7 separate regions of the Mus musculus genome follow, and regions 1, 2, 3, 5, 6 and 7 are each linked to region 4. A link is a loop called in an ENCODE intact Hi-C map of the cell type or tissue named here. Cell type or tissue: heart. All regions are shown on one strand. Region 1 holds the start of Vps53 (VPS53 GARP complex subunit). Region 2 overlaps Doc2b (double C2, beta). Region 3 overlaps Doc2b (double C2, beta). Region 4 holds the start of Timm22 (translocase of inner mitochondrial membrane 22). Region 5 has its middle 9.8 kb from the start of Mrm3. Region 6 holds the start of 1700016K19Rik (RIKEN cDNA 1700016K19 gene). Region 7 overlaps Vps53 (VPS53 GARP complex subunit).

The links. A loop is a pair of places that touch in the nucleus more often than their neighbours do. Peaks named below come from ENCODE experiments on the same cell type or tissue, not always from the same donor. Only the 100,000 strongest peaks of a DNase experiment are listed, where the experiment ranks them.
Region 1: a loop joins it to region 4, with 3 times the contacts of the local background. A loop is called at or near these places in 12 of 42 quality-filtered maps.
Region 2: a loop joins it to region 4, with 2.3 times the contacts of the local background. A loop is called at or near these places in 10 of 42 quality-filtered maps.
Region 3: a loop joins it to region 4, with 2.2 times the contacts of the local background. A loop is called at or near these places in 6 of 42 quality-filtered maps.
Region 5: a loop joins it to region 4, with 6 times the contacts of the local background. A loop is called at or near these places in 41 of 42 quality-filtered maps.
Region 6: a loop joins it to region 4, with 2.5 times the contacts of the local background. A loop is called at or near these places in 2 of 42 quality-filtered maps.
Region 7: a loop joins it to region 4, with 4 times the contacts of the local background. A loop is called at or near these places in 13 of 42 quality-filtered maps.

What each region holds. Positions count from the first base shown.
Region 1 is chr11:76,177,796-76,181,795 of GRCm38, reverse strand. Vps53 (VPS53 GARP complex subunit) reads left to right here and starts at 2,158. Exons shown (of 22, transcript NM_026664.4): 1 at 2,158-2,383. The coding sequence starts at 2,297. It also overlaps a transcript of Tlcd3a not described here. In heart, no CTCF peak of the experiment used is centred here; DNase peaks (open chromatin) are centred at 2,145 and 2,875; H3K4me3 peaks cover 2,134 bases; H3K27ac peaks cover 1,702 bases.
Region 2 is chr11:75,774,454-75,778,453 of GRCm38, reverse strand. It overlaps Doc2b (double C2, beta), which reads left to right. Exons shown (of 9, transcript NM_007873.3): 6 at 1,297-1,454. Among named protein-coding and RNA genes, the nearest start is that of Gm12339, 19 kb to the left of the region's middle. In heart, a CTCF peak has its summit at 2,345 (motif pointing left); no DNase peak of the experiment used is centred here; H3K27me3 peaks cover 465 bases.
Region 3 is chr11:75,767,742-75,771,741 of GRCm38, reverse strand. It overlaps Doc2b (double C2, beta), which reads left to right. Exons shown (of 9, transcript NM_007873.3): 9 at 1-3,472. Among named protein-coding and RNA genes, the nearest start is that of Gm12339, 26 kb to the left of the region's middle. In heart, no CTCF peak of the experiment used is centred here; a DNase peak (open chromatin) is centred at 2,281; H3K4me3 peaks cover 612 bases; H3K27ac peaks cover 254 bases; H3K27me3 peaks cover 899 bases.
Region 4 is chr11:76,405,219-76,409,218 of GRCm38, reverse strand. Timm22 (translocase of inner mitochondrial membrane 22) reads right to left here and starts at 2,076. Exons shown (of 4, transcript NM_019818.5): 1 at 1,777-2,076. The coding sequence starts at 2,014. In heart, a CTCF peak has its summit at 2,435; a DNase peak (open chromatin) is centred at 2,368; H3K4me3 peaks cover 1,657 bases; H3K27ac peaks cover 1,069 bases.
Region 5 is chr11:76,251,565-76,255,564 of GRCm38, reverse strand. No RefSeq gene overlaps it. Among named protein-coding and RNA genes, the nearest start is that of Mrm3, 9.8 kb to the right of the region's middle. In heart, a CTCF peak has its summit at 2,238 (motif pointing left); DNase peaks (open chromatin) are centred at 1,494 and 2,224.
Region 6 is chr11:75,997,603-76,001,602 of GRCm38, reverse strand. 1700016K19Rik (RIKEN cDNA 1700016K19 gene) reads right to left here and starts at 1,691. Exons shown (of 2, transcript NM_198637.2): 1 at 1,337-1,691. The coding sequence starts at 1,541. In heart, a CTCF peak has its summit at 1,685; a DNase peak (open chromatin) is centred at 1,632; H3K4me3 peaks cover 830 bases; H3K27ac peaks cover 200 bases; H3K27me3 peaks cover 1,611 bases.
Region 7 is chr11:76,083,786-76,087,785 of GRCm38, reverse strand. The region is part of intron 13 of Vps53 (VPS53 GARP complex subunit); the gene reads left to right. Among named protein-coding and RNA genes, the nearest start is that of Rflnb, 58 kb to the right of the region's middle. In heart, a CTCF peak has its summit at 1,706 (motif pointing left); no DNase peak of the experiment used is centred here.

The DNA.
Region 1 (4,000 bases), 230 kb after region 4:
TCGTGTATGGGTGTTTTGCCTGTATGTATATGTGTAGACCGTGTGCATGCCTGGTGTCCAAGGAAGCTATAAAAGGGTGCTGGCTCCCTTGGAACTGGAGTTACAGACTGATGTAAGCCACCATGTGGGTGCTGGGAATTGAATCCAGGTCGTCCGGGAGATCAGCCAGTGCTCTTAACTGCTGAGCCATCTCTCTGTCCCCTTTATTTTTAAATTATGTATATGTGCATCTTGTGTGTGGGTGTTCCTGGAGGGGATGTCTGATGCCTTGGAGCTGGAGTTCCACGGTGGCCAGCTGCTCAATGAAGGTGCTGGAAACTGAACTTAAGTCCTGGATCCTCTGGAAGAACAACAAGCATCTTTAATGGCTCAGCTATCTTGCCAGCCTTTGTTTTTTGATTTTTAAGACAGAATTTCATTACATAGTCCAGCTAGCCTCAAACTCTCCATCTTTCTGCTTCAGGTCCCAGAATCCTGGTATTTATAGGCATGTGCCACCACATCCAGACAGCACCTATGGTTTCTGATAATAAAAGTACCATATGGAGAAAAAAAAAAAAAAAAGCTGGGCAGTGGTGGCGCATGCCTTTAGTCCCAGCACTTGGGAGGCAGAGGCAGGCAGATTTCTGAGTTCGAGGCCAGCCTGGTCTACAGAGTGAGTTCCAGGACAGCCAAGGCTACACAGAGAAACCCTGTCTTGAAAAACAAACAAACAAACAAACAAACACAAAAAAAAGTACCATATGTTGATTGTAGATGTGTGGGAAAATAAAGAAAAAATATATTTCCCTGTCATTTGCTTTTGGTTGAGACAGTACATTTTCCTTATCCACCTACTCTTCACCTTCCAAGTGTTGGGATTATAGGCTTGTACCATCACACCCAGCCAATTTTGCTCTCAGAAATAAATATTCTGCTTTCTGAAATACACTGTGCATATATCGCTATGTCATTAAATAATTGTCAAAATAATACTTTTATGAGTCAATAATATATGTGTGGAGGTTAGAGGGTAACTTGTGGAAGTTAGAACTCTCTTATCAACATGTGGGTTCGATGGATGAATTCAAGCATCAGGCTTGAGGGCAAATGCTCTACTGGCTGAGCCATCTTGATGTCTCTCACAGTCCTCCTGCAATTATATTTTAAAGCATTCTTTTGTTGCTGTTGCTAAAACTTATACTACTCACACATTTTTGGGGGGCAAACTAAAACAACAATAAAATTCCATTCCTAAAACTATAATGTTTTTTAAAAACTAAAAAAAAAAAAGCAAATTATATTATTCCTGAAGCAATTTTTATAAAACTATATGTACGGAAAAAAAAAAAAAAGTTCAGCAGGGCCAGATACTCCTCTGTCGAGGTTTTCACAATGTTGAACTGGTAAGGCAACCCTTCCCTTGGCTGCAATTCCATCATTGTTCCAGTGCCTGCTGGAAAAGCGGTTCCACAGGGCTATCTGGCTCCTCTTTTTGTAATGTACGCGGCTAAACACCCTAACATTTCCTGTACTACCTGCCTAAGTTTGCATAATACTTCCATATTTAATGTCACCCCATCTAACGTAGTGTAAGCAGGGCAGATGGGAATACTTTGTTCAAGATCATAAGGTTATCAAGGGTGTAAATAAGGATGTACAGCCCGGACATTCGGTCTCAAAAACCAAACACTTCCCAGCGTTGGGTCGCTTTTCTCCTTACTCCCCACCCTAGCGAGGAGGCTTCAGACAATTCTGCCCAGTAGATCCTTATCTAAGGAGCAGAAGCTCTCCCAAACCTCAAATGTCTTTGGCAACACTGCCACTTACCAGCTGGGGTCATTTCACTCCCGATGGCAGGGGGACACAGACTGCCCTAGACCAAGGGGATCCAGCGAGCGGGTTGCACGTTGGCTTCATGGCCAGCGGGGCTTATTGCCCATCCATTGGGACACTGCCGTGGCTACCGCTCTCTGGGGCGCCCGGGCGACACTACGGCGCTGGTGGGGGATGCGCCCTGGGCGAAGAAGAGAGGGCTTTCAATCTTAAGAACCCGCCGCGTGCGAACAGGGAACTTGAGGTTAAGGGTTGTCTGGAGATTTTCCAGGGACTTGACAGCCATGCCTGCGGAAGTCAGTCCTCCGCTATCCCAGAGTCCCCCGGTTCCCGGAAGTGCCCAGTTCTCCGGAAGTGCCAGGCTAGCCGAGTAAGTAGCGGCTCCCTCGAGCCCCGTACCTGGAGGCTTGCTCTTCTGGGGTCCTGGTGACAGACAGGTCGCGAGCAGGATTGGAGAGGGCGTCGGGGGCTGAGCGGCGGGATGATGGAGGAGGAGGAACTGGAGTTTGTGGAGGAGCTGGAGGCTGTGCTGCAGCTCACGCCAGAGGTGCAACTCGCCATCGAGCAGGTGAGCGCTCCACCCCCTCGGGAGGAAGCTGCGGTGGAAGGGGCAGCTCTAGGCCAGGGTCGAATCTCCCCTGCTAGGCTGGAAAGGTGGCGGTTCTTATGCTGAGCGGAAGTCTGGATGGTGGTAAAGGTGGGGATGGGTTTTTCAGCCTGGGGACCGAACACGTCTTCTCTAGGCTCTGTGTTTCCGAGGTTGTTACGCCCTGCTGAGTTTGGGCCGAGCTGTCCTCTTTGACAGGATAAACCTAGAGGGAGCCCCGTGACTAGAGAATTCGGATTATGGTTGATTTTAAGACTCTATTCATTTTCCAGCTAGTGCGGCTTCTTCCATTTCTCTGGTTAAACTCTTGGAGTGGTTTGGAATTGGCAGTGGGATACTTCCATTGCGGAAACGAATGACAGAATAGGGTTGTGGGGCGGCATACTGGAAAATGACCCTTGTGCTGGTGTGCGCGTGCGCGCGCACTTGACACTCGCTGGAGTCATCTGGGAAAAGGAAGCCTCAGTTGAGAATTGCTTCCATCAGATTGGCCCACGGGCAATCTGTGGGGGCATTTTCTTGGTTGATGCTGTAGAATGGCCCAGCCCACTGTGGGAGGTACCACCCCTGGGCAGCAGGTTCTGGATTGTATAGAAAAGCAAGCTGAGCAAGCCATGGAAAGCAAGCCAGTAAGTAACATTCCTTCGTGATTTCTGCTCCATTTCCTGGCTTGGCTTCACCTGATGACGACATACTATAACCTGTAATCCAAATAAATTATTTACTTTACAAGTTGTTTTTGGTCATGCTGTGTTATCACAGCAATGTAAAGCAAACTAAGACAAATCTGTACCATAACTAAAAGACTGAGGGCTAGTGAGATAGTTCAGTGGGTAAAGGCACTGTGCCACCAAGCCTGCTGACCTGAGTCTCTTCCCCAGGATCCTCAAAATAGAGGGAGAAAACTACTCCTGGACAAAACACACATACACATGCACACGTCTCCCCAACCTCTGGTCTACAAAGTGAGTTCCAGGACAGCCAGGGATACACAGAGAAACCTGTCTTGAAAAACAAAAAAATAAAGTATTAATGGTCCATATATGCTAATTATTAGTAGTAGAATTATTTTACTTGGGCTACCTTCCCAATAGCCATTAAATGAGACACACTCTTTCTTTCCTTTCTTTTTTATTAGTATTGGAGGTTGAACAAATCCTTGGCACATGAGATAAGTGTCTTACCACAAAGCAATATCCATAGCTCCTAATGTGCTTCTTCTTACACTATAACCCCATGTCAGTTCCCTTAAGGAAGATCTTTCTCCCTCTATCAACAAAACCTTACAAAAACCTACACAGTTACTTCTAATATTATGACCATACATCTTAATATAGTTGACAGGAGACTTTAGTCAACAAAAAACTTCTTGTTGGGAAGAGAAGACTCTTAGGGATATTCTTTTTTTTTTTTTTTTAAAGATTTATTTATTATATGTAAGTACACTGTAGCTGTCTTCAGACACTCCAGAAGAGGGCGTCAGATCATGTTACAGATGGTTGTGAGCCACCATGTGGTTGCTGGGATTTGAACTTCGGACCTTCGGAAGAGCAGTCGGGTGCTCTTACCCACTGAGCC
Region 2 (4,000 bases), 630 kb after region 4:
AGCAGCTGAGCCCTCCCAGAGCCTTGGTGCCTGTTCCTTTCCAATCACTTTCCTGTCTGCCTTCTCACTTCATCTCTCCTTCCTCTGGTTTATAGGGCAGAGGGTCTAAGGAGCCCCAGTGCTCAAGGCTAAAGACAGGCTAAGCCCTTTATCTCCTAATGTCAGGACATGTCTGTTTACTCAAAGCCTAAGCCAAACAGAGGAATCCCAGCATTTAATCCCTGTGTGCCAGGCCCGGCAGGACTAGACCCTGGAACATGGCTGCTCCAAAAGCTGGACCCAAGTCCAGCCCTTAGAATCCAGCCAGCAGCTGAGACAGTGCCTTTGTGCGTGGATTTCTCAGACTGTATTCTCATGTCACATTCTCTCCACTCGGGTGCATGCGTGATGGGTAGAACTTTCCATGTCACTTGAGGTGACCCAAATTTTCCAAATGGTGTACACCTTTCAGGAGGGCACTTCCAGCTCCCATATCCAAGTTCTGACCTCAGATTAAACAAAACTCTGTGCCTGTGGATGCATGAATGCTCATGGAGTATATGTGCACATGTGCACTGTGTATACATGTGTGTACATGTATGTGGATAAGCATGCATGAGTATGGGCTGAGTATTCCAGAGGCATCTCTGGCCATTGCCGAGCCTCCCTTGAATTTGCTCCTTGCTCATTGGCCAGTTTGTGAGCACACAGGGACCACAGGGGTGGCATTTGGGGTGACCACTCTGGTTGTAAGGGCATAGTTTTGTGTTTTAGATTTTATACTCTATTATATTTACTTGTTCTAAGTAAATACATGGCTTAATGGCTGTCACGTGAAACAGTCCAGAGTATGGTAGTGTCCTCTGTCTGCCTGTGAAAATCTCTGCTCGTATACACTACATGCAGAGCCTAGAACCCCACACCTGTACCACTGATCATGACTGACTGAGTATTGGGTTTAGAAGGATGCCAAGGTTGTATTTGAATTCAGGGTGAGTGCTGGGATCAATTAGCCATGTCTACTCTGCGCATGAACCTTGGAGAAAGGCCTGTGGGTAACAGGCATCCCTTCCTCACCTCTCAGGACTCCCATCTCCAGGAAGGTTTTTGGACATGACCACATGGGGACTCAGGTCAGTCCCAAGCAGAGCACAGTTGCAAGCAAAGGCTCAGGCTGTCAAAGAGGGGTCTAGCAGAACCCCGAGGAGGGATGCTCAGGTGGACGTGAGGGGAGGAGACTAGGGGCAGCCTCACTGTCTGCTTAGCTAGGAAGGTGGAAGCAGACAAGAACAGCAGAGTGACCACCCTCTCCTGCAGGTGGACAAGGCAGAGGACAAGTCTCTGGAAGAGCGAGGCCGCATCCTCATCTCCCTCAAGTACAGCTCACAGAAGCAGGGCCTGCTGGTGGGCATCGTGCGCTGTGCACACCTGGCTGCCATGGATGCTAATGGCTACTCGGACCCCTATGTGAAAACGTGAGTGTGCGACCAGGCCTGCGCTTGACTCCCCTGCTCACCTGGGAGAACCAGAGTCCTATATGGCTGGAGCCAGAGCCCAGCATGAGAGGCACTAAGGGGGTTTCCTCAGAGCAACCAGCTTTGTCCACCAGGGTGTTTTCTTCTGGGTTCCTTTTGTGATTCTGGGGTTAAGCAAAGCCGTCTCATTTCATAGATGGGGGAACTGAAGTCTGCAGAAGGGTCGCCCAGTGGGAGAGGGAATAGTTATCTCTTTTTGGACATAGGGGACATGGCCACATGTATTCCAGGCTGCCCTTGAATTTACTGCGAAGCCAAATTCAAGTTACATGATCTTCAGATGCTACTGCCTCCGCCTCAAATGCGATCTCTGCAGCTGATGATGTGAACTGCCACACATGGGCCTCCAGCGCTGGAGATCAAACCTGGGTCCAGTGATACAAGGTCACTAGTAGCTCAAGCAAGTTCTAGGAAGAGGCAGGCCCAGTGCCGGGAGCCTGGAGGCTTGGGGAACTGGCAGGAGACCTTTGCCAAGTCTTCCTGTGTGCCCAGGCCCCGTGTCTCCTCTCCCTACCACTGATAGAAAAGCTACAAATAGACACTGGCTAGGGGTGGTACCAGTGGCCTGGGCCCCACAAGAGTAGATCTGGACCGGGTTAGGCTGCTCTTAGAGATCCAGGGGCTAGGTAGAAGGAGGTGGCCTTTTAGAGAAGAAGGGAGCAAGTGCCACATAGCCTACCCTTAGTGCTTGGCACAATTCACAATAGTGTAAATGCCATCTGAGTTCACAGGGATCATCTCCTGAGAAGAGCCTTGGGAAGAATTCAGCTTGACTCACAGCTACCTGTAACTTCAGTTCCCAGAGGCTCTGGTGCCACCTTCTGGTCTCAGAGGGGACCAGGTGTATACAGGGTGCACATAGATACATGCAGGTGCTCACACATGCACATGAAATAAGAACTTAAAAATCTAAAAGAAAAAAAGCTTTCTTCTGAGCATGTGCAGACTCTTCCTTGCCATTAGTCCCTAAGCTACAGAGTAACGGTCATGTGTACAGCATTTGCAGTGGCTGAGTTATCATACAGGGTCTAGAGGGAACTTAGCAGGCCGTGGAGGGTTCTGTGCAGATGCCAGCTCATTTATGTAAGAACTTGGGCATCTATAGCATCTATAGCTGCACCATCATCCATAGGCACCAAGGGTCATGCAGAACACTCCTGAGTGGAGACAGGGAGGCAAAGAGCAGCAGCGTTGGAGGGTCACCAGGTGTGTCACCTCCACCAGTCACACTGCATTTCTCTTCAGACAGAATTGAGATGTGGAACCAACATTTGAAATCATGTTCAGTGCCAATCTGCTGGGTGAACTCCAACTCCAGGTCATGGAGGGGTGACCCAGAACCTAGGGTCTCCCTTGGTGCTGATGTGCACAAGCAAACTGGCTGGAGTGCTAGCAGGATGCTTTCGCAGCTTGGGGCTCCTCCCTTCCACGGGGAATATGTCAACATGCTATCTGTCCTCTGAGTAAAGATGGAGAAAGGCGTCAGAGGCTCAGTACAAGTGAAGTTTCCTCCTACTTTGCAGGGACAGGGGCTGAGGCAGGATCTCACTGTGTACCCCAGGCAATCCATAAACTTGTAATCTTCCTGCCTCAACCTTCCAAGAACTGGAATTGCAGGTATGCGCCACCAAATCCAGCCCTCGCCTGGTTGAATCTAAGGGTCTAGGACCAGCGGATACAAAAAGCCAGATGTTTTGCTCTTACCCAGAATTCCCTTAGCTCCAGGCATCCTCTGGCCTGTTGTCTATCCCAGTAGCATCGCCTTTTCCAGATTTCACATCAAGCATCTTCTGGATGCTGCTTAGTTGAGCTTCTCTCCTGCAATGAATGATTTGACTAAGGTTCACCCACACAGTATATACACTGGGGATGCCATCTTTGATTGGCTGCATAGCTTTCGGTATGTGCAGAAAACATGAATTGCTAATCAGTTTACCAGTTGAAGAGCACACAGACTGTTACAATTTTGGATGATGGTGCAGATTGGCCATTAACCAGTATTGTGTAAGCCAGGCTCAGCAATGCGCACATGATCACTTAAGAGGTAGAGTCGGAAGGATGGAGTGTACAAGGCCAGTCTGGACTACACACTGAGAACTAGGGGGACTGTGTCACAAATACAAAACAACCCCACAAGTGTCATACACATCTTCATTACATACCCTTTGTCATCACCGTTTGCTCACACAGCCTTCCTAATGTTTGTTTTAACAAACCAGGATCATTCATATAACAGACCGGCAACTTGAAACTGGATGGTCATGTCTGTAATCCTAGCACTTAGAAAGTAGAGGCAGGAGGATCAGGAGTCAGGGTCATCCTAACCACCTAGGAGACTGAAGAGTGTGTGCTTGTGGAGGTCAGAGGACAACTCGTAGGAGTCCTTTCTCTCCTTCCACCACGTGCACTTGGAGGGCGTTGAACTCATGAACTCCCATGGGCGGGCTTCAGCCGTGAGTGTGTGAAGCCCACAGCAACATGCTGGG
Region 3 (4,000 bases), 640 kb after region 4:
GCTCCCTGGGCATCCAAGCTGGCCAGAGCTGGGGGAATCCTCAGCCTCAGCTCCATCCAGAGGAAGGGCTATCTACAGTGAGGACCTATTGGAGGTGAGGGGTGGAGCCCTGCTGCAAGCCCAGAAATGGGGGTACTCTGGCTGCCTGGAGACTACAGGGAGGACAATGGGCAGGCAGAGCCCAGGACTCCAGGACAGACAATGTAGCCAGCCAGAGCTTCCAACTTGCTTGTGCATTGATGGGCAGATAGACTCCGTGAGCCTCTGGGACGGGGATTCCCACTCTAGCAGGGCATCTGGGTGCACATATTGCTACAAAGGGGTGCAGCATACCAGAACCAGCCAGTTGTCTGCAGGGGCTGTGGGTACTGCTGACTGCTGAAGGGTGGAGGGCAAGGAAGGCATCCCATGAGAGTCAGGGCTCAGCACAGTCTTGAAAACCCAGCTGTGGCTTGAAAGCTAGGAGAAAACCAAATACAGAAAAGAGGAGGCCTGAAAGAGGGTACCAGGGGACAGGGAGCCATGGGGGCCTAGGGTTGCGCTAGGGCAGCATTGGGCTTTTAGGCAGGAGCTAGGCTTAGGGATGTGTACAAGCACTTGGGAAACAATGTTCAAACCCAAGCTCTCCCATTTGATCTTGCTCCCAAGGGGTCTCAATGCACACTGCTCCTGTTCTCAGCGTAAATTCCCAGTCAGCTTCAGGGGAATGAGAAAGGGATCCTACTAATGTGGAAAGAAGCAAGCATCCCTCCTGCCCACCTGTCCCTCCCTTCTTCATCCCCTCAGCTCAAGCTGGTGTTAGGTCCTTCACGGCTACCTATGGCATCCTGGCCCTATCAAGACAGTCAGGACCAGCAGTGGAAAATAGAAAGCCTTGTTTGGGGGAAGGTGGAGGGATGGGGGTTCTGCCCTCAGGAGCTGAGAACTCTGGCCTCAGTTTCTAGGAAAGGGTAGGACACTGGTCAGTCTTGAAGCTCCCAACTGCCTCCTGCCAACTGGGATTCAGGAGCACAGGGGGAACAGGGAACCAAGGAGTTCCACCATCATCTCAGAGCCCCATTTTCCTCAATCCATCACTGAGTGATAAGACACTGGGGTCCTGCCCTAAGCCTAGAACCCTCCTACAGCTGAAATAAGAACTCGGGGTCCCAGAACATGATTCCAATCCACAGTGCTCACCAGCCTTCCCTAGTTGGCAGGGAAAATAGGTCTCTAGCTCTCCACAGCACCAAGCCACCTGTTGCTTGTAAGAGACTGGGTTTCCCTCTTTAAAAGGTGTCGCCTGTTACTGAATTGGCAAACGCCTTCTTATTGAATCTTCACCATCCTGTGTGGTGGGAGGCATGGTCAACCCATTTTATAAATGAGATGGCTCCAGAGTTGTTGATAAACTTCCAGGGCCACCACGGTGTGAAGGGCTGAAGCAAAAACTCCAAGCCTTTTGACTATCTGAGGACAAGGACTCTCAGGTCCCTCTCTCCGGAGTTAATGGGGCTTAGTGAGGTCTCTTACAGAGAAGTCTTGTTATTGTCAGCCACCTCACCCTCTAGCTGGCTTTGAAATCATTTGTGCCATTTAGGATTTGCCAAAGGCTACAGCCAAGCCCTGGAACTCAGCTGTCCCACCCCCAGCCTGAGGTCAAGGAACTTGGGGGACCGGCCTGATGTTTTCCCCATACAGCTAGAAACAGGAGCAGATATTTAAGTGCACCTGGTTGAGCTCTGAGTAACTCAGATTTTGCCTTTTGGGGTGCTTTGTTCAGAGAGGAGTTTAGAAACCCCCCGACGATACAGAAATGTTTATTATACCTAAATGTTTATTATACCTGAGGTGACTGAAGCTCATCAAAAGAACAGGTGGCTCAGGTGGACAAGAAACCTGGATCCCTGTTGCACCAGGCAGTAAGTGGGTTTGGGACTCAATGATGATCCTTGCCAATCCCAGGGACAGGCAGGGTGGGAAGCAGGGCTTCTAGCCACCTAAAAAGTGATGGCCACTAAAAAGTGATGGAACTTTCCCGGATCCTGGAACGTTTCTAAATCCCCAGTACATTACATCTCTACTAAAGGGAAAAGGTCCTTTGAGAAGTTTCAGAATCAGTTCAGTCTTTCATTCCAAACGAGTATCTTCCTTCTGGCTCATCAGCGTTGCAAAGAGGAAATTTGATACCAAAAACAAAGGTCATTCCAAAGTACTGTCAGTAACCAGGGCCTCTCTTGATGCCCATCATCCACCTCGCGTCCTGGTCTCTGCCCCGCCCTCCACCACCGTTAGCCAATCCCTGAACAGTCCCGTCTTCCAACCCAGAGTCAGTGACCTCCTGACCTCTAGTGGCAAAAATGAGGAACTGCACCTCCGTGGCCCGCCCGCCCGCCCGCCCGCCCGCCGAGCTCGGGCCAAGCGTCCTGCCCTCCGTCCTTCTCCAGCCAAGTGAATCTCCCGATGCATGGACTCTGGCTGTCCTCGACACGGACTCGTGCACTGCTTACAGTTTTGCTGCCACGTGACGACTGCAGAATACATCCTCAAACTGCAGCGCCACGAAACAATTTTTGTAATCTTGTCTGACCTTCCCAAAGGTGTCCTTTTTAAGTCTTATTTGTTAATATTTATAACGATATATAATCAAAGTAAATGAGAACGTCGTACTGAGGTCGCACTAGCTTGGGAAACTCCTTGGAAGATCTGGGGGGAACAAGCGAAAGACAACTGGGGCTTATATGTGGCGTTTACTTTTGTTTTTTGAAATGCATTTGTAAACCAGTCTAGCATCCAACTTGTGATGATCCTCCTGCCTCTCATTTACAACTCTCCATTTGAAACAGGCTCCTAGGTTACTTATGGAAAAACAGGCTCAGAAGTTTGAATATGTGAGGCTGATCAGATGCACCTGCCACACAAGCCTCAGGATTAAGCGTGATCCCTGGAAGACAAAAAGGCAAGACTTTCTGGTGTGGCCCACACCTTTATAATCCCAGCACTTGGGAGACAGAGGCAGACCGAGGCCAGCCTGGTCTACATACCCAGTTCCAGGACAGCCAACAAACAAAAAATTCAGGATATGCAGGTGGTGGAGGCCAAGGCCATAAGTTCCAGCACTCAAGAGACAGGCAGATCTGAGTTTGAAACCAGCCTGGTCTACAAGTTGAACAGCCAAGGCTACGCAAACCATTTCAAACACACACCCACACACACCCAAATCAGGATGTGATGTGACATTAATAATCCCAGCAATCCCAGGGACCATATGGGAAGTGGGGATTGGGGAGTTGCCCAGAGCCTTCCTGCCAACTAACCTAGAATAAACACCCAAAAATAAGATCGTCCCTGTATCAAGCTTTAAGGTGTAAAGTTATCCTCTGACCTCCACACAATTGAACCAGCTTGCACGCTCAGTATCTCAACCTCCCTCTATTTCCCTCCCTGTCCCTCACTTATACACACAATAAAATGTTAAAATAATGAGTTAAAATGCTTGTACAGGATTAGTGCTGACCTGGGGCAGATTTCTCCACGGACAGACATGAGTTAGAGGAGGCCAGAGAGGGCACTGGGATGGAATACTTGAGGTTATGTTCTAGGTGGAGGGAACAGATGTGGCCTCTTGGAACAGGGGCAGGCTTGGTATGGTCAAGAACCTCAAGGAGCCCAGTGTGGCTAAGTGGGATGGGCAAGGAATGAAAGCCGAGTACTGACAAAACACCAGGGCACATAAAATATTTCAAATGTAAATTTATTTTTTACTGAACCCAAATGTTCTGGGGATGCTACTAAATCAGCCCACACTTCAGGGGACAGGGACTCCTTGCAATGGAGTACCAACTGTCCTTGCAAGGGCTAATCACCTTCACAGCCTTTCCTGCTTTTAGCAGCTCTAAAACTCTGAAAAGCCCCCTCTTGACTTTAGCAGATTTCTCCATGACCTCATGGTTACAGGCGGGCCTTCGACTCTTGATCCGTACTTCCTGAAGCTCTAGACAGGTTGGGTTTTTTTTGTTGT
Region 4 (4,000 bases):
CTCTGCCTTCCAAGTGCTGGGATTAAAGGTGTGTTCAAGTGCCAACTAGCTGGCCTCTCTAAACCAAACCTTGGAGAGGTTAAGTAACTGCCTTCAAAGTCACGTGACTCTTAAGTGTGGAGTCTTATGTTGCTGTGGACAAATGACTTGGCTGAGCCTTGGACAATTCTTTGTGTGTATGTGGGTGTAGGCCAGAGGTCAATCCTGGGATGTCATTCCTCAGGAACTATACACCAATTTCTTTTTGTTGTTGTTTGTTTTTGTTTTTGTTTTTCAAGACAGGGTCTCTCTGTGTAACAGCCCTGGCTGTCCTGGAACTCAATATGCAGACCGCCTAGGCAGGCCTCAAACTCAGAGATTCATTCCCCTGCCTCTTCCTCTTCAGTGCTGGGCTTAGAGGTCCCGGTCACCTCACCCAGCCAAACCTGGCTTTTTTGGAGAGATGCTGAGAACTGAACTTAGCCCTTCATGGTTGCATGACAAGCACTTTACCAACTGAGCTTGCTCCCCAGCCTTTTCTACATGATGCCTTCTTAGGATGATCACCTCAAGACCAGCTCAGGGAAGCCAGATACCTCCTCTCCCAGAATTTCTTGCTTTCCAATCACTCTAGCTCCCAAACTCTCTTTCTACTACATTTTTTGAAACTTTGTTTTGTTTGGTTGTTTGGGGTTTTTTTGGCTTGCTTGTTTATTTTGATTTTTTGAGTTAGTGTCTCTATTATGGAGCCCGGGCTGTCCTGGAATTCACTATATAAACTAGGCTGACCTGGAACTCTGAGATCTGACTGCCTCTTCCTCCCTGCTTTGTTTGTTTGTTTGTTTGTTTTTCCAGACAGGGTTTCTCTGTGTAGCCCTGGCTGTCCTAGAACTCACTCTGTAGACCAGGCTGGCCTTGAACTCAGAAATCCACCTGCCTCTGCCTCCCAAGTGCTGGGATTAAAGGCGTGTGCCACCACTGCCCGGCTAATGTTTTTCATTTGTAATGAAATTTGAATTCATCTACAAATATACCTAACCTTTTCACCTGCACGTTTTAAATATGCTGTACATTCTCAAATCCTCAAAACGTGAATGTGTGTGTGTGTGTGTGTGTGTGTGTGTGTGTGTGTGTTGGGGGTTGTTAATGTCTATCCCAGCCCCACCCCGTCTGTTTTAAATATGCTGTACATTCTCAAATCCTCAAAATGTGAATGTGTGTGTGTGTGTGTGTGTGTGTTGGGGGTTGTTAATGTCTATCCCAGCCCCACCCCGTCTGTCTAATCATACTGGTCTTCATTGTTTTTTGTTTTATTTTGAGACAGGGTGTCTCTATGTAGCTCTGTCTGTCTGCCTGTCTGTCTCAGCCCCTCCCCCCACCCCACCCCCACCCCCGTGGCCTGGGCCGCCACCACCCAGCAATAATTTCCAAGCTCCAAACTTCTGCCTTAAGGACAATTTTGCAACTCCCTATGTGTCTACAGCATTCTCTCTGGGTCCTAATATTAGACCTTCAGGGCTCCTGTCCGCTCATGACAGTTACATAGTAACAACATGTTGAATGAATGAATGAAATGACAAACAAACGAACGACAGAAAGCAACTACTTAGGATCCTGCATACCCTGACTGTTAACCCCAGGGTCAAGAGAGACATCTCCGGGTTCAAGGAGCAAGTCCGGGTGCAATCAAGGTCGACACCTACAGGTTCCTTGCCTCCTAAACGCGTTGTCTTGATAAGGAATCCTAAGGCTCTTCAAGCCCTCAGCATCCCAAGGGCCCCTCGAGCCTCGTCTCACCTCCTACACAGGCCAGCACAGCCTTGAAGGCGCAACTTTCCATTGCCCTCTCGATCATCTTCTGCTCCTCGCTCTTGGCAGGACTCGGGATCCCGCCCAGGCTGCCAGGCTCCAGAAGCCGGGGCTGACGCTTGTCGCCCACCAGGTACTGAAGAAGAAGGCTGTACTGCAACGGAGCTTCGGCAGAACCCGCTGCCTCAGGAGCTGAACCCCCGGCCTTGGGGGCGGTAGCCGCCATGACCGTAGGGGCTCTAGTACCTTTCACTTCGTATTTCCCACAGCCGATTCCACACGCTTACCTAGGCGTCCAGCCAGAGTGACGACAACGGCAGATTCGCCACACTGAAGAAGGTGTAGAAGCAAAGTCTGCCTATGCATCAGCGTCGAGGGAGCTATCGTGCTTCCTCAACGCCTCTTTAAACAGCTGCCAAGTTTGTAAGACATTGCTAAAAGCAATCAGACAAGACTCAATATCTCAAGAACACCCCTCAACTAGGGGCCCCATTGCGGTGCGTGCCGGGATTTGTAGTTCTAACTCGAACATCTGACTACACTTCCCAGAAAGCCGTGCGTGCTCACTGGACATGCTACTTCCTTTGAAAACTCTTGAGAAGCCGCTGAAGAGCGGTCGGGCTCCTGTTAGGCTGCAGTTCGTTGAGCTTGCAGCAGGGGACGCGCGTGTCTGCTTTGTTTCTAAGCCATGCAGCAGTGATGCAGCTACCTGATTCACTAGAACCACAGGCTGGTTGGTATTCTGAGATCGAATGTACGCGCTTTGTAAGTAAGTGTTGAAACATGGCATACATATGTTCTAAATGTATTTTATTACATAGTTATTAAGCCTTTAAGGAATAAAGAAGGAGGCCAACAAATGAACTGAGTGGTGGTCTAGCAAGCCTTAAATCAGTTAAATCAGTTAGGCAGAGGCAGGCAGATCTTTGAGTTTGAAGCCAGCCTGGTCTATAGAGTGAGTTCCAGGGCAGCCATGGCTACGCAGAGAAACTATGCTTAAGAAAAGAGAGAGAGAGAGAGAGAGAGAGAGAGAGAGAGAGAGAGAGCGAGCAAGCTGAGTATAGAGTATTATATACATACTAGTTGCATACAACTATGGTTAACAATGGAAAAACGTCACAGCCCTATGGCTGGTAGAAGGTATGTGCCAACAGATACTGCTTAGCTGACCGGTTTGTTGTACACAGTGGGTACTGGACAAGTGACTTTATTTTTAGATTTTATTTATTTTAAATTAATTCAAACGAGTCTTTACCTGAATGTATGTCTGTGGACCGAGTACACGTAGTACCTGGGAGGCCAGCAAATGGCATTAGATCTCCTGGGACTGGAGTTAACAGATGGCTGTGAGCCATCATATAGGTGCTGAGAATTGAACCCAGGAACTCTGGAAAACAGCCAGCCCTCTCAACTCCTGATCCATTTCTCCAGATCCTGGACAGATGACTTTGCAATTAAGGGGCTTTGATTAATGTCCTCCAACAGCAGAGAGTAACTAGGAGCTACAGGTGAAGTTAGAACTTCTTTCACACACACACACACACACACACACACACACACACACACACACACACACACCTGCACTTCCTGTTTCCTGGCTGGGTGAATCACTCTCTTCTTGCTTATACACACCTGTCTTTTGAGTCCATCCCTTTGCTTTCATGCTCACTGCCAAGGAAGTTTTGTTACCTCCCATCACTGCCCAGTCATTAGACTGTTAACTAATCTCTTGCCTCCTGCCCGTCTCTTCAGATCATCCACAGAAACATCTCTAAGCACCCACAGGAAATGCATCTGATGTTTCAGATCCTTTGCTGTGCCAGGACACAAATGCTAACTCTGTGAATTGCCAGGAAGACACCCGTGCTTCATTCACTGCAAGCTCAGCTCTGCCTGGGCCATCCCCCATCTTCATGATTTGCTTTCCATATTCTTATTTAGTCTCAGAAGTGTTATGTCAGAATCATTATTGCTTGGGGGGGGAGTGTCCCACACTGGGAAGGCAAAGGCAAGCAAGTCTTTGACTTTTAAGGCCAACCTGTATACTGCACGTATAAAAGTGCCCATAGAGGCGAGAGGAATGGTCCACTAGAACTGGAGTTACGAGTGGTTGTGAGTCACGTGATGGGAGTACTGGAAACTGCACTCAGTTCCTCTAGAAGAGCAATCAGTGCTCTTAACCACTGAGCCCCCTCAATCATTCTCAGAGGTT
Region 5 (4,000 bases), 150 kb after region 4:
AACACGGGCAAGTGAGGACACGTGTGTCAAAATGCTGCACAGAGTCGACACATAGGGAGTGGCCTGGGCTAGCATCCAGTGCCACATGCTGAGGTGCTCACATTCTGTACACAGAGACATTTCTTCTGTCAGCCTGGGCAGACCTGTGCCTGCCTTGTAGCACCACAACACCAATGAGGTACAAAAGCCAGGGTGGCAGTACCCAGGGGCTGCAGAGGTTCAAGAGCACCCTTCTCCCTTCCCACTGTCTTGTGCAGCCAGTCCTGAGCCCACCAAGATCTTACAAAGTTTCTCCCACAATGGTTATACTAAAGGGGTTACCTCATCTATATCCCTTATTGACAATGCCTCCAAGCAGGCTGCTTAGGGGACTTTCTAGGGGACCACCGTTCACTGTGATTATATTATTCTTTCTTTCTTTATGTATGTGAGTACACTGTCACTCTCTTCAGACACACCAGAAGAGGACATGGGATCCCATTACAGATGGTTGTAAACTACTATGTGGTTTCTGGGAATTGAACTGGAAGAACAGTTAGTGCTCTCAACCGCTGGGCCATCTCTCCAGCCCATGACTTCATTATTAAGGCAAGGGCCTGTGAGCATACGTGGTAAACCTTCCAGGAACAAAGGCTGTATATGGACTTATATAGTAGTTCTGCTTTGTGCTGGGAACTCTGCTGCAGGGGAATCAGAACATAGGGTGTTCTCCACATACTTTACGGAGGAAAGATGAAGGTCTTCGTTTCATTCCTGTTGCTGTGATAAAACACTGTGACCAAACAGCTTACTGGAAAGTTTCTTTTACAATTCAGTTCCAGGGTCCATCAGAGCCAGAAGTCACTCCTACAACACAGGATCCTATGCCGCCACCCACAGTGGGCAGCTCTTCACACCTTAACAAAGTAATCAAGATCATTCATTCCTCACAGACTGCCCCAGAGGCCAACTTACCTAGGCAGTCCTTTGTTGAGATTCCTTTCCCAGGTGATCCTAGAGGGCGTGAAGCTGACAATTAAAACTAACCACTGCTACGTGGGTCACGCCTGTAGTGTTCTGGGCTGCTTCCCAGGCCGGGACTGTATTAGGCCAAGTGCATGTAACTCCTCAAGAACAGCTGAGATTTCCTTTTAAAGTTACAACTCTGAAAAGCCATCATACTGCCCTGAGTAGGCTTCAGTGGCCTCAGGGCTGGACTTTGGATGCTCAGACCTCAAATAGCAATCGTAAGGACTAGAGCTAAGAATATAGTCTTCACCAGCTACTCTGGGGTGTGCCTCGCCCTCATCCCCATGAGCGGCAAGGAGGGCGAGTAACCCTGCTGCAGCTCTTGCTTCCTCCTCCCACCTTTTGTTCCCACTCATGAAGCAGCAGCACTGGTGATGGGGCACCCCAAGTCTGAGGTTTCCTGAGTAGATGACACAGCTGGGAATCGCTATACAGAGGGGAGAAGTGCAGGGCCAATCCCAGAACACTGGGCCACTGAGCACTGAGCGGGCGTGCCTCCTGGGACTCCAGTGAGACTGGGCTGGCAGCTGTAGCCCCAGCTGCTCAGATGAGACTCTGCTCTGTTTAGAAACAGTTCATCAGTTAATTTGGCTCCTAGTTTATTTTGTTTGTGTATTCACTCCCTCCTGGAGTGAAAGGGAAAAGACTGTTGTAGTTAAAAGCAACATACTTCTTGAAAGTAAAACAAGATGAGCCCAAATGGCAAGAACGTCACTGAGCGGCTGGGGAGGCAGCTGGGTGGAGGTAGGAGCCCCAGGGCCTAAAGTACAACCCATGGTCAGAGAATCCTGGCAGGCTGGGCTGCTGGGACTTTGTGTGGCCCTGATGCACTTCAGCACGGGTGACAGTCATCAGAAGTTGCTGTGAGCCCTTGGAGCAAGATGTCAAGTAGTATTTTGCCCCATGTGTCTAAGTGACCAGGATTCTCACCACTTAGCAACTGGCTGAGGTAAAGGACCAAACGCACTGGGCAAGGCTATGCATGTAAGCTTCCTGTGACAGGAACACATGGGACATCTCCCAGAGGCTAGACATAGAAACTGTGTTAATGTCTATATTCTCTTGAATTTCAGATTCTGATCTCCACTGAGCTGAGATATAATCCAAGTTTGCAGTACTCTTTGGCAGGGGGAGCTAGGACTCCATTTGAACAACTTAAGCCCAGGGCAAGTCCCAACTCTCTAGCCTGTGTAACCATTTCTGAGGTGAGGCCTGCCACCTTGTGGCCAAAGCTACTACTACAGGGGGCCTCCCTGCAAAGCCAAGCAGGAGCCTAGGCCAGTTTTTCAGTTTCCCTTCCAGTTTCCATAACTCTGACTGCTCCATTTTATTCCTGTTTCCTGGGGAAATGGTGACATTCATTGTTCTCAAAGGTGAAAATTCATGATAGCGATTTTCCAACTTCTTTTATGAATACATTGTTGAGGGCATCAGATCTCATTACAGATGGTTGTGAGCCACCATGTGGTTGCTGGAAATTGAACTCAGGACCTATGGAAGAGCAAGCTGCCAGTGCTCTTATCTCTCCAGCCCGTGATTTTTTTCATGTTTGCTCAGCAAGAACATAGCCACAAGCACTCCCCTGTAGTCAGTCACTTAAAAGGACAATGTGTGTACCCCAGCCCCCAGGCTAAGTTCTAACACTGGCCAGAAAGCATTTGACAAATACACTTCTTATCCGTCTTGCACCTAGGATAGCAGAATGGCCTCAAGTTGCACACAATGCAGGAGACTAAGTACAGGAGAGTGGCTGGCAGAGGTGTGCTTGCTTGCTTCCTTTTGGTGCCTTCTGTTTCTTTAGCACTCTCTGAGGTGTTGAAGGGGAGACTAAATGCCAGCAGGCTCAGCAGAGTGGTGTGAATTCTTCCCTGCTGCCTTTAAAACCCAGCCTGCTGTGATAGTCATTACAGTCCCCCTCAGCTCACATTGTGTTCCAGCCTTTGTGGGCCACAGTAAAAAAACTTTGGGCTCAGCACATGCCTTTAATCCCAGTAGAAGCAGGCAGAGCTCTGTGAGTTCTAAGACAGCCTGGACTACATAGAGAAAGAAACCCCATCTCTGTCTGTCGCAGACTCTCACACACATATCCCTCCGCCCTCGGAGAAAAGGCTTTGGCCTTTCCTGGTTTTTAAAAGCTGACTAGAGACTGAGAATCTCAGGAACCCATGGACTACCCACCCACATCAAACGTTTGTGCAGTACCCTGGGAGGGCAGGCAGTGTTCTTCCTGGGAGGACACAGCCAACAAAACCAAACACTACCAGTAATCTCTCCTAAAGCACCCCAAAGCCCTGGCATCTGCCACCTGGTACATGGGCAGCTTGCCCAGTTGATTCTCCCAAGAGTTTTACTAGAGCTGAAGGAATGGAAAGGGAAGGGTTGGCTCTATGGTTTCTGTTGTACGTGCAGCAACTTGTTCAGCCTTCCTAGAATAAGCAGCAAAGGAGTCCGACAGGAACCTAGTCATTGGAGCTGCTGGGCTTGAAGATGTAGCACAAATACTTGCTTGGAACCTCAACTCTAAACCAATTGTTTGTGGTTGCAGAAGTAGTGTTTAGAACGGATTCCAAACTCCAGCACCCCCACTCCTTCCCATGGTTACTCAGCAGGTGCAACTACCTGCTTTGGTCTTCTCTGACCTCACTGTATTTTGGGGTTTAAGGATCCAGCCTATCCCTGGGGATCTGAGAGCTCAGTGCTGAGGCAGTATGATTAGAGCCTCCGCACCCTGACCTTGTAAGGTCCTCGGCTCACAACACCCAGTGATGCTTCCTGATCTAAAAATGAAATGTACATTTTTTTATTTTTAATTACATGTATATGAATGTGTCTGTTTATGCACATCTGAGTATACATATCTGAGGCCAGAAGGAGCAGATCACTTGGAGATGAAATTAAAGGTAGCCACCCAACATGATCCACCAAACATGAGCCCTGGGAATTCAACTGGGATCTCTGAAATATCAGTTAGATGCTGGGCCATTTCGGCAGC
Region 6 (4,000 bases), 410 kb after region 4:
AGCCTGAAGAAGTAATTCTTAGACTCCCATGCTCCCTTCCCCAAACCACAGGATTGTGGGAAAACTGCTGTTCCTTCCACTGCCTGCTCAGCACACAGAGCCAATGCCCCACACCTGAGCCCAGGCCCACCCATATCAGGGGTCAGGGCCACTTTCCTGATGGCCAAAGCCACACAGGTTGCCCTGGAGTTACATCACCCACAAGCAGGGCCATTCTGCTTCACAAGTGCACTCTTCTTTGGAGTGGCCGGAGTGTCTTTGCTGGGACATCTGGAGGCTCTGGGAATGAACTTTGGGAGAGGCAGGGACTCTGGGTTCCTGGACAGTGCTGATGTCTGTGTATGCAAGTGAAGGACTTGGTGAGCAAGACTGGAGGACATGTTGTGGGTGTGATTTGAGCTGTTTGAGGGCATCTATGCACATGCCTAGAACACCTGTGTGGGTCTAGTGTTTGGAGTGTATCTACGCATATGAGTATCTAGAAGATCTGTGTGTGTGTGGTGAGAGGGTGTAGCTATGCATGTGAGTGCCTGTGTAGGTGTTCAGTCTGTGTTGGCGTCAACACATGTAAGTGTCTAACCAAATTCACACATGTGTAGACTGCATGTATATGCATGATGGAGCAAACTGTACGTTAGGTCTGTCAGAGAGTGTCATATTGCTATAAAAAGGCAGTATAAAGAGTGTTGGTGTTGAGGTGGGGGTTGGTGTGAGTTTCTGCCATATATAGCTGTCTCTTGGCGGAGTCCACGCAGGGAAGATTCTGCACACATTTACATGGAGTTGGTTCCTACACAGCATCTGGAAGCATGTGCCCTTTAAAGGGTAAAGGAGTTAGGAGGGCACCAGAGGGGAGCCTGAAGTCTGTTCCCCTGTGGGAGCGAATATCAGCTGGTATCTGTCCAAATGGGTTAGTCTCTTTGTGACTCCAAACTTTGAAATGTCTGTGAGTAAGGGTATATTTTGGCTGAGGGGCTAGGAAGTTGAGAGGAGGTGGGTAGAAGAAGCTCACTCTCTGAGGGGCTGGAAGGTCTTGGGGTGGGTGTCTGCATGGCCTCTGTGTGGGACCCCACACAGAGATATTAGATGTTGAGGTTCTTAGGGGAGGGTGTGGTCTCTTTGGATACACTGGGAAACTTAGTTGGTAGATATCCGTGTTAATTAAAGGCTCTCTGTGCTGGTGAGAACATGGTCTTTATGGGTAGATCTGGGCATCTCTGGGCTGCCCTAAAATGTCCTGTCAGGTTTCTAAGCCTGAGGTGGCTTCCAGGTAGAAGGGTATGGGAGGAATCTCAGGTCCAAGAGCCGAAGCAACCTCCCTAGCTGTTCCTCTTACCGTCGCCCTTGCCCGATCCTTTAGTCTTTTTCTTCTTCTTTTTCTTCTTCACCTTCCGTTTGGCCAGCTCGGAGGCGGTGCCCACGATGGGAGGCAGCTTGGACCCCGGGGAGCCCTCAGCTCCGCCTTCCCGCGCCTCCTCCTCCTCCTCTTCCTCGCCCTCCTCACCATACTCCGCCGCACCGGTCCCACCACGGCCGGCCATCCGCCCGCGGGTCCCCGACCTGCGTGCCCGGAAACAGCAGAGGACCCGCACCTGGCGGGCTCCAGGCGCTCACTGCTTGCTCAGACCACGCGTCTCCATGGCGACCGCTCCACGCCACGCGCACAACTAGGAAGTTGCCGCAAGGGGCACCATAAGGCTCTAGATGTACGCATGCGTGTTTTGATCTGTTTGAGTCCAGGTGAGTTGAAGCGCACAGGACAAGGCAGGAGATAAAGATTATTAATGCTTAGCTGACAGTGACAAATCCCATCCACTAATGCGTGATCAAAATATTTACCATTTTTATTTTTTGAGACAAGGTCTCATGTAGTTCGAACTGGCTGGTCTTGAATTCCTCATCCATTTGTACACTCTCCCAAGGGCTGGGATTACAGGCATGAGCTATTGATGTCTGGCTGTCTCCACACCCTGCACCTCGCGCCCCATCACCCACTCACCACTTAAGTTGCCTAGGATGGTCTGGAGCTCATTGTAACCCAGGCAGACCTTGAACTCACGATTTTCCTGCTTCAGCCTCCCCAGTAACTAGGATTATATGTATGAGCCGCCAGGCCTGACTCCACACGAAAATTGTTTTCTTAAAATTTTTTAAAAAAAATATTTATTAATATTTATTTTGTATATGTTTCTCTTGATTGTATATATGTGCACCCCCTGTTGATCTAACTGTATGCCTTTGTGTTGCAATCTACTTGAGCCCTGGTGTGGGCCAGGATGCACAGGTCAAGGCTAAGTAGAAGTTGTGGGTCCTTGGGCCGGCACTGACCTATCTTTTCCACACCTGTGCTGGCTCGGAAGTGAGAAGAGCACCAGATCCTTTGGATCGTGAGTTACGGATGGCTGTGAGCTGTGGTGTGAGGAACCCAAACTGGGTCCTCTGCAAGAGCAGCAAGTGCCTTGAGCTGCTGAGTCACCTCTGAGCACTCTACCTCTACCCCCATGACAGTTCATCAAGACCGTGCTCATGAGCTGGGGATACAGCTCAGTGGCAGGGCACTTAGCATGTAGGAGACTAAAATGTGTCACTCAGCCAGCACCACAGATTTAAAAAGACCAAACCTAAGCCGGGCGTGGTGGCGCATGCCTTTGATCCCAGCACTTGGGAGGCAGAGGCCAGGTGGATTTCTAAGTTCGAGGACAGCCTGGTCTACAAAGTGAGTTCCAGGACAGCCAGGGCTATATACAGAGAAACCCTATCTCGAAAAACCAAAAAAAGAAAGAAAGACTAAACCTGTGTGATCTGTTGCTTGCTTTTTTTTTCCCCCCTTCAGGTTTATGCACCACCGGTCATATTTTCCAAATATGGCTGCAAAGAGACAGGAGTGTAGTTTAGGTGGCAGAGTGCTTGCCTAATATATATAGATCGAGCACTGGGTTTGAACCCAGCACCCCATGAACTGGGCATGGTGGCACATGTCTGTCGGTAATCCCAATACTTGGGAGGTGAAGACAGAAGGACCAGGAGTTCAAGGTCATCCTTGGCTACAAATTGATTTTGAGAACAGTCAGGTTACAGTGGTTTGTCACAGTTACTAGACACTGTGACAAACTCCCACAACAACCAAAACTAAGTATGCCTGCTGTAATATTTCCAATCCTATAAGCCCTCCAGGAATCTCACCCTTTCCACAGAAAGGGACAGTCGATTCTATTCCCCTTCAGTCTGGGTAGATCAGTTGACTTCCTTGGAATGAATAGCGTGTGTCATGTCTGGGATGTAGCTCATATGTTAGAGTGCTTGCCTTACATGCAAAACCCCAGGCTTTCTATCCTCACTTTCCTTCAGGCTCATATGCCTATCTCTCTTGGTTGCTTGCTTTATTTAAAGCTAAATTTAAATTTTAAATTTGATTGTATGTTTACATATGTGCTTATACACGTGCCACTGCATATATGCAGGAGTCAGAGAACAATTCAAGGGAGTGAGTTTTCTCCTTCCAGGAGACTTTACCCACTGACCCATCTTTTTCCGCTGACTTGCTTGATTTTGTTTGTTTGTTTTGTACTAGGGAGTGAACCAAGGGTCTCATAAATGCTAACACTGGTCAGGTGTTCTACCACTGAGCTACCTCCACAGCTCTATGGTTTTCATTGTTGATTTGTAAGAGTTTTGTGGTGTTTTGTGTGTGTGTGTACGTGTGTGTACATGTGTGTACATGTGTGTATTGTATTTGTTTAGAGACAGGGGTCCATGTAGCCCAGGCTAGCTTCGAACTCTATGGAGCCAAGGATGGTTCTGAACTTCTTGTTGTTGTTGTTCTTCTTCTTCTTTTTAAAAAATATTTATTTATTTATTTATTTATTATATGCAAGTACACTGTAGCTGTCTTCAGACACACACACACACCAGAAGAGGGCATCAGATCTCATTACAGGTGGTTGTGAACCACCATGTGGTTGCTGGGATTTGAACTCAGGACCTTTGGAAGAGCAGTCAG
Region 7 (4,000 bases), 320 kb after region 4:
CATGTATGGCAGGCTGTCCTAAAACTTGTTACATAGCTGAAGATGGCTTGAAATTTGTGTGTGTGTGTGTGTGTATGTGTGTTCATGGTAAGAGTGTGAGTGCACATGTGTGTGGAGGCTAGAGAATACCCTTAAGTATTCAATTTACTTTATATTAGAATCAATGTATACCTTTAGGAAAGTTATCAAAACTCGCACATGATGTGTGTGCAGTGGGAGGTGCTTGTGATCTAATGCTCAGTTGCTGAGGCAGGAGAGCCTTAAATTCCAGGTCGGTCTGGGCTACAGAGCAAAACCCTGTTGTGAAGCCCAAACAACAAAGCTGGACATGAAAGTCAGCACGGTGCTGCTACCGGCCTCAGTTGTCCCACTATTGCCCTTTTCTCTCTAGAACTGATCATTTTAGTGTTCAGGCTACCTGTGATGTGTCCAGGAGGACCTCTTGAGCTGGCTCTTCATCCTTTTTCCATGCCCCTATCATTTCCTGAGCACTCTCCTTTCTTTCTGGCACACCAGGCTTATCTTGTGCATTATGTCCAGCCCTAGGGTCATGCTTGCTTCCAGGCTCCCCATTTCCTCTGTAGCGAGTGACCTCAGATACCAGGCTCTGGTGTGAGAGTGCTGAGTGTGCTGAGTGCCATTGTTCCTGGGCACTCAGCTGAGAGAGCTGAGAAACGTGTGCCCACATGAGTGTAGATGCATCCACACACAGGCTGTCTTCATACTACCTGGACCTTAAAGCCTGTGGGTTCATGTCAAGACCTCTAGTCTAACCTAGCACCACAGGAGTTCCCAAGCTGATTACTGCCTCTATAACACAATAGCAAGATGCACGGCTCCTCGCACTCTCGATACATTTACTTGCTTCCTCCATTTGTCCATATGTAGCCCATCCCCCAGTCTCTTCCTAGGCCCACCCCAGAGGCAAGTCCATACCTCCAGCCCAAGAGAAGTGAGAAGGGTGCACGTTAGTGGGTGCAGCTCTGAGTGCATGCATGCTGAATCTGTGTGGGACTCTTGGGCCACCTCCTCCCAGTGCCGCTGCTACATTGCTTTCCAGTCTACTTATTATTTCTGAATGCTGACTTCAGATCCATCCACACGTATCATGCTGAGCCCAGTCTGCAATGAGACGATTGCTTCTTCTCCTTTGTTCATCGTTCCCTGTAATACTCTTTACTCCACATTCATCTTTAACTTAATCAGCAGAACTCCTAACAGTATGTTATGTGAAACCTGCAAATGCTTACACAGTTCTTGGGCACAAAGCTCAAGCTGCAGAGAAGAGAGAGAAGGAAACCACATGTCCATGAGGTTTCTCTCAGCGGGGGAGTCAGGAACAGCAGTGTGGCATGTATCTGCTTAGTACTCTAGAGACCTGAGGTCAGTGCCAGTGACTCTGTGACCTTGCGCAAAGGTACTTCAAGTTGCCAACCTTGGTTTCTTCCCCTTTATAGCTATTGGGAGGAATAAATGACATCATATTTTATAACACATCTATAAGCTAATGGGAGAGAAAGACCAAAAAGAAAACAGGGAAAAAAGAATGTGTTGTATGATATTAAAAATATGAGGAGCTGGAGAAATGGCTCAGCAGTCAAGAGCACTGACTACTCCCAGAGAATCTGGGTTTAATGTCCAGCACCCGCATGGGGCCTCACAACAGTCTGCAACTCCAATCCCAGGGGATACACCACCCTCTGCTGGCTTTCTTGGGTACTGCGCGTACATATTGCATAGGCAAATATGCAGGCAAACATTCATTCACATAAAATAAATAAAATCTCAAAAAAGGTAAAGGTCTGAAGGGATAGCAGTGGGAATCAAAAGGGTCTCACTGCCTCACTCAAGGCCAGGGGCTTTCACTTTGCATCTCAGCCACAGCCACACTCTCTCCTTCACACCTGATCCCTCTTTGGTTTTGGCTTCTGAGATAGGATCTCATGTAGCAGACTTGCTTCACCTCATTATGCAGCTAAGCATCTCCTGCTCCTACTGGCTCTACCTCTCACTTCTAGCTACATCCTTTTGTTCTCTCCCTGATTCTGCAGCAGGCTTTCTCTGCAGCCCATTCCGCAAACAGCATTTTGTCACTCCCTTGAACTGTGACTATTCTAAGGCTGCAGGGATTCTCAGTAGCCCACAGCCCTTGCCCAGGACTTGAGCATTTGTAAACCCTTACTTGCTCACACTTGCTCTCAGGTGGAAAAGACTCCCTGTGTTCCAGGCTGCAGATTGTTGGGCCACGCAGCCCTTTCTCCATTAATCCTACACGAAGATCTTGTCAAACGTCTGCTGTCAGTGATAACCTTCTTTAAGTTAAATGTATTTCAATCTTACCTTACAGCCCTCAAGCCTTGCGTACAGGAAGTGAGTGCTTGATACTTAGTCGGACTGGCCCAGTACTTCATAAGCAATGAACCTCAGAGGTTCCACTGGGGCATCTGGATGCATGCTGGTGCAGGGTGCAAGAGGGCACAGGCAAGCTTCCTCACTAGGCTTCTTTCTCATCTGCAATAGAGAACAATGCCAAAAGTAACTTGGTGGACATTGCACAAAAATATAGATCTCTAGAGGGTGTTTTTGGTAAACAGTGCTCCATGCTTTATGATCAGGTGGGCTCTGAAATAGGAAGTGGGTAAAGACAGTTGGGGTGGTAGGAAGAGATAGGTGGATAGATAAAGTCACTGCAGAGTGTCATCTGTGTGGAGATGAAACCCTCAGCAGACTCCAGTGCATTCTCTGCCTTGCATTTCTCCTCTCCTACTCCTTCTCCTCTTCTTCCTCTTCCTCTTCTTCCTTCTCTTCTTCCTCTTCCTCCTCCTCATTCTTCACTGTGCCGGCCCCTATCCCCCTCTACTTCTGCACTTTATTCCCATCCTTAGGAACAAAATGTGGAAGATGGTCATCTAAACATACTTTGGGTACTAACGTAAAGGATAGCCTGACACACTAGCCAGGGCAGTGGGCTGAGGGAGCATGAACAAATACCGCCACCCCAGGGGAGACCCACTAGTGCACACAGAGACCTTAACACTGTAAATCAGCTGTGTCTATGGCAGATACTTGCTGGAGTGCTGTTCCCAGTACTGTGGAATTACAGCATAAATCAGGGAATGGGCCCTGTTGATTCACATCACCCACTGTGCACCAGGATAGGGAAAGCTTGACCTGTTACACAGTACAGAAAAATATTTACTCAAGTGCTAAAACCAGGTGCTGTGGTACATGCATGTAATTCCAGCAGTGGAGAAACTGAGGCAGGATATCACAAGTTTCAGGCCAGTTTGGGCAACATAGTAAAACCCTGCCTGGAAAAAAAAAATAGTAAGAACCAGGTGTATAGCACATACTATACCCCAGCACTCAGGAGGCTAATACAAGAGGAGAGTCATAAGTTCAAAGCCAGTCTCAAAACAGATGAACAAACCAAAACCAAATCATGTGGTAGTGAGTGGCAGGTGATGGCAGTTCCAGCTGAGGGAGCAGGTGTTGGTTTGAGTGTGCAATGGGGTCATGGCCTAGAGAGCTAGATGGAAGGTGCTTTGGCCAGGAGGTGACAAGTGAAGGCCCAGCAGTGGGGCCACAGAGGTGACTGGCCTGGGTGCCTTCTCCGCATAAGAGCTGTGAGGATCCATGGGAAAGTAGGGCAAGAAGAGTTTGTGCAGAGTGGGGGTGGTGGCCAAGGCACTTGCAAAGGTCATCCAAAGAGGCCTGTCTCCACAGGCAGAGACCTAGCTCTGTTAAGCAGCCACATCTGGATGTCATAAACCGAGTAACAAAAGCACTGGAGTAAAATGTCAATTGTTTCCTATTCCTGCTAATCGATGCTGTGTGTGGTTCTTGCCTTTTTCTCCTTATTGTATAAATATATTTTTAAAACACAGCTGGATTCTTATAGCCTTAGCCAGCAAGCTAAAAAGATACCACATGTCAAGAGGGGCCTCCCATTGTCCTCACAACACAGCTGTACAGAGGACAGTAGTTAAAGCCCTGCTAG